Linked DNA regions of Homo sapiens: region 2 is linked to region 1. Evidence: chromatin loops called from intact Hi-C (ENCODE). Cell type or tissue: GM12878. All regions are shown on one strand. Region 1 overlaps ABCG1 (ATP binding cassette subfamily G member 1). Region 2 overlaps ABCG1 (ATP binding cassette subfamily G member 1).

Region 1 (2,500 bases):
TCTGTTAGCTCGTGGGGCGTCTTCATGACACCAAACCCTGGGTACCCACAGCCTTCTGTTAGCTCATGGGGCATCTTCATGACACCAAACCCTGGGTACCCACAGCCTTCTGTTACCTCGTGGGATGTCTTCATGACATCAAACCCTGGGTACCCATGGCCTTCTGTTAGCTCGTGGGGTGTCTTCATTTTTGAGAGCGTTTAAGTGCCAGGTTTTGTGAGACTTGTGGAACCACAGGCAGCGAAGGGGGCTGGGGAGTGGAAGCTGGTGAGCAGAGTCCTCTCTCTGTCCTGGTGGTCGGTCATGGGATCCTGGGTGTCACCAGCATTGTAGAACTTCATCACCTCCCCTGTTAAAATGGGGGGAGGGGGGACACTTGTTTTCCAGAATTAATAACAGGTTACAGCATTTGCACAGTATCATTTGGTTTATAAATCTTAGGTTTTGGCCAGGCACAGTGGCTGTCCCCTGTAATCCCAGCACTTTGGGAGGCTGAGGTGGGCAGATCACTTAAGCTCAGGAGTTGAAGAACAACCTGAGCAACATGGTAAAACCCTGTCTCTACAAAAGAAAAAAAAATACAAAAATTATCCCGGTGTGGTGGCACACTCCTATAGTCCCAGCTACTGGGGAGGCTGATGTGGGAGGATCACCTGAGCCCAGGAGGTGGAGGCTGCACTGAGCCAAGATCGTGCCACTGCACTCCAGCCTGGGCAACAGAGCAAGACCCTGTATCAAAAAAAAAAAAAGATGAACAAACAAAAAAACTTAGGTTTTGATATTAGTCTAAGCAAAAATAGTCACAAAGGGATAAAATGTGTATAGCTCCAAAATTTTTTCTGAGCAGGGGGTTAGCATGAAAAATAAACAGCAAGCAATATAGTCAAATCATCCTGGCCGTGCGATATTCTTCCCTGGCTTATCGTGGCTTTCCCTTCAGATGTTAATAGGGCCCTTGGGGGTGATGTAAAGCTCTCAGGAGAGGAAGTGGCTGATCGCTGGGCTGACTGATTGATCGGTTGATTGATTGGTTGATTGATTGATTGAGGGCTCCGGTTGCCTTCCGAGGAAGGCAGGGCTTGATCCCTTTTTCTCCTTCCTTTTTTCCAGCTTTACGTCCTGAGTCAAGGACAATGTGTGTACCGGGGAAAAGTCTGCAATCTTGTGCCATATTTGAGGGATTTGGGTCTGAACTGCCCAACCTACCACAACCCAGCAGATTTTGGTAAGCGGAGTCCTGAGCAGCTCGGGGGACAGAAAGGGGATTTTCCTCCTCTGTGGGTCTCACTTTTAGCTGACGCCCCCAACTCAGAAACCACTTGACTACCACAAATAGCTCAAGTGTCATCCAGTTATAAAACGTTTAAAGAACAAAAAAATTAGGTTTCATTTCCTCTAGACTCTAGGTAAAATCATCTGGCCAGCCTGTCTCTGCCTCTCTCCTGTCTCCATGTCCTAATCACCTCCTCTCCTGAGGACAGCAGTCATTGGATTCAGGGCCCACCCTAAGTCCAGGATGATTCATCTCAAGATCCTAATTACCTCTGCAAAGATGCTTTTTCAAATAAGGGTGCATAGTGACAGTCCAGGTGGACTTCCCTCCTCCTTCGCCTTCCAGCCATCAGTCTTAATCTGTCGTTTTTCTTTAAAATATTTGATTCATGCAATTCCCAGGACTCCGTATTTTCTACCACACTATTTCCCAAATTGTGTTCCATGAGACATTGTTCACGGACGTGCCTCTCACTCACAAGGAGTAGGCTGTGATGGAGAGGAGACAGGGCGAGGGTTGCAGGGAGTGTGGTTTAAGGTGGGACGGGAGCCCCAGGAGGGTTGTGGTTCTGGTTTCGTGCTCGCTCACAAGGAAGAGTAACAGATCAGTAACGGGTCACTAACGGATGCTGCTGAGTGGGGCAGGGGAGGTGAGGTCTGAAGCCTGCATGGAGGTGAGAACCTGGAGGGAAGGGCGGGCAGGAAGGAGAGGAAACACGGTGCGTGGGGATGCAGAGAGGTCCTGGAGAGATGAGGGCATTCCCTTCTGGGGATTTCATTTCCTCAATGTCGTCTGACCAGAGAGCGGGAGGTGAGGGGAGTGTGGCCCACTGTTGAGGGTGTGGGTGACCAGAGGGGCCTGGAAACATTGCCTGGCAGTGCTGTAGGCTCGTTTGGAGCCCTTGAGGATGACTTTCCGGTGGGGCCAATGTGTCCTGGTTTGTGGCTTCATCTAGGAGGTGTGGTGGCCTCCGTACCAGCTGGGAGGAAGCGGGTAGCTGGCTCTGCCAGAGGGAAGTGCGGAAAAGGTAAGGGTGTTGGGGAGCTTTGGGCCTTAGCAAGAACGTTACTGGAGTGGGAGGCAAGGCATCGCACAGGGAGGACACAGAGGCAGGAGAGGGCAGAGGGGTTGGGAGAAAGCAGATGTAGGCAGAGGGAAGGAGGCCAGTCACCACGGGAGTGTGGAAGGAGTTGCAGGCTGCAGAGGAAGTCCAGGTGGAGGGAGACC
Region 2 (2,500 bases), 48 kb before region 1:
CTCTCTTGGAGCCCTTTTTCTCTCCCAGCCCTGCGTCTCCGCAGCCACTCCCCATGGGCTAGCCAGGCTGAACTGCCAGTCATTCTAGCATTTGTGCTTTCTTTGGGCCACTCTCTCTACCAAGAACCCACCTCATCTCCCCAGGCTAGGGGAAGCCTTCCTTCATTCACCCTTAACCCTGTGGCCAGGAGAGTCTTTCTTGGTTACTCTTCGTACTCCTCTGCCCCTACGATCATGGGATTATGGCACTCAGCATGGGATTTTGTGCTTCTCTTCTGAGCTTCCAAAATTACCCCTGCGTCTCAGCTGCCCAGCCAGTGCCTGGCTCAGAGCTGGCATGCAAATGAATGAATGGAATCACAAAAAGCTAAATCACAGTAGAAGAGCCTATACTTTTACCCTCAAAGACAGCTTGGTAGAGAGGAGAAGTAGAGAGGAAAACCAAGAGCCTTGAGATGCTGGGCTGTTTTGATCTTCCCTTGCTGTGTCAAACCCATGAGCCACCTCTGACTAAGCTTCACGCAGGTGGTTTCTGAGGGCTGTTTCTTTGGCCGCACAGCACCGTGGATGGACAGAGGGGTGGCTGGGGAATGGTAAGAGCCTGGATTCTGGGTCAAGCAGCCTACTCTTGAATGCCAGCTCCACCTCTTCTTAACCATGTGACCCTGGGCCTCAGTTTTTGCATCTGCAGAACAGGGCTGATCCAAGTGCCAAACTCAGGATTGGAGTGAGGAATAGCAGAGGTCATCACTACAGCCAGGGCTGGCACACAATAGTGCTCAAGGTATTTTAATGTTACAGGTCAAATTTTGCTAAAAATTGATTTTCGTGTTCCTGGTTTCATGAAGGCAAATACTCCTCTTTCTAATAATAATAGTATTAGCTTGGTATTTATTAGTCTGTGAGCAGTAACTTACTCTGTCTTCACAGCAACCCTGCGGTCAGGTTTTCTACCCATTCTTTTTGAGGGAGGAAGATGCTGTGGCCGGAAGCAGTGAGGGCCTTTGCTTGGGCATCACAGAGAGTGCCATCTCTTACACAAAATGGGGATTTCGAATCTCAACACTCTGAGCTCTGTGCTTTCCCCCAAGACAGGCTACATGCTCCCTGGAGTTGTCCTCCAAGAGAATCTTTGTATGGTTCCTTTTCTGAGACTTCTGGTTTCTTCCTCATGGCTCATATTATGACTAATTTCAGACGCGTTAAATCCCTCTATCTTGAGACTTGTGTACTTGCGTGTACAAGACAGGTAACAGTCTTATTATTTCTGAGAGATCTCTCAAGTACTTTCAGATCGCTGGATGACAAGCTTTGCATCTTTGAACTATTTATATTTCAGTATCTACATTTGTGAGTTACTGGATGGAAATTTCCACCATTCAAACAAAGCTTGGCAAGCAACATTACACTTCAGAATTTGGCTCACGGGCGAGGTTGATGCAGGTTATCTTAGGAGGATGTGAGATGTTATCAGCTCCTGCGTGTTTTAGTCTTGTGGCTAGATGGTCATGACTGAAAATTGAGGATGTTGTGCCCACTGCTCTGGTTGGCAGCTCGTGGCAGGGAGAGGTGGCAGCAGCTCTGGGGTTGGTGGGAGCCACAGTCTCACACCTATTGGCAGGTCGTGAACATTGTTCTTGGATTTGCAAATATTTAATGTAAATCCATTAATGTTGTAGCTTTATAGAAAATGCACTTACTCTCCTTTGTGGTAATTCTAAATTAATATGTAACAAGGAGGTTAAGATGAATTGAACTATATGTGGAGCTTAGTTAAAATTTTCTTTCTCCCGCTATTTCTTTCAAAAAAATGATTCCAGGTGTAGTACTTGTTAGCAAAATGCCCTCAGTAAAGGAGGAGGCAGTATAGGATAGAGCTCAGGAATGTGGGCTCCACAGTAAGAGAGTCTGGGTTCAGAATTGGCTCCACCGCCTACTAGCAGGGCAACTGGGTGACTTACCCCTCCTGTGAAAAGGAAATATTAATAATAAAAATATCCATCTTATTAGATCAAATAGCTTGATACCTGTGAAGCACTGTGACCAGCTTGTGGCACTTAATAAACCATGGCTACCCTTCTTATATGTGATGTAATAAAATCATAATAGCTTAGAATCACTAAGATGGATCAAAGCCTTTTAGTTCTCATTCTAAATGTGAAGTGTGGCTTGATACCTTAGGCTTTAGAAATGAAAGGGAAAGAGCAAGGGTATAGTTGGTGGCCACTGTTGATTTAGTGTTTCCTAGGCGCCGGGCAGTGTGCTCAGAGCCTCACACCTATGTGCTCCCATGAGCCTCATTGCTGCCCTTTGAGAGTGGAGGGGCAAGGGGAGGTGTAGGGGCCTGGTCCGGGGTCACAGGGCTGTAAGTAGCAGAGCCAAGAGGTGACCCAGGTAGCTGCTTCCAGAGCCCCACACTGGTCCCCTGGCTGGGCTACATCTTACCTTTGTGTGTCTTTGGTGACCCATGCTCCTAGAGCCAGCTTCCGGTTGGGGCAGA

The links. Peaks named below come from ENCODE experiments on the same cell type or tissue, not always from the same donor. Only the 100,000 strongest peaks of a DNase experiment are listed, where the experiment ranks them.
Region 2: it touches region 1 in a loop (2.0-fold over the local background); 3 of 110 quality-filtered maps call a loop at or near these places.

What each region holds. Positions count from the first base shown.
Region 1 is chr21:42,284,770-42,287,269 of GRCh38, forward strand. It overlaps ABCG1 (ATP binding cassette subfamily G member 1), which reads left to right. Exons shown (of 15, transcript NM_016818.3): 8 at 1,111-1,225. Among named protein-coding and RNA genes, the nearest start is that of TFF3, 29 kb to the right of the region's middle. RefSeq lists an enhancer at 1,471-1,520 and a silencer at 1,851-1,900. In GM12878, no CTCF peak of the experiment used is centred here; DNase peaks (open chromatin) are centred at 1,312 and 1,472; H3K4me3 peaks cover 1,074 bases; H3K27ac peaks cover 532 bases.
Region 2 is chr21:42,237,268-42,239,767 of GRCh38, forward strand. All of the region lies in intron 2 of ABCG1 (ATP binding cassette subfamily G member 1), which reads left to right. Among named protein-coding and RNA genes, the nearest start is that of ABCG1, 19 kb to the left of the region's middle. RefSeq lists an enhancer at 2-51. In GM12878, no CTCF peak of the experiment used is centred here; a DNase peak (open chromatin) is centred at 1,064; H3K27ac peaks cover 1,254 bases.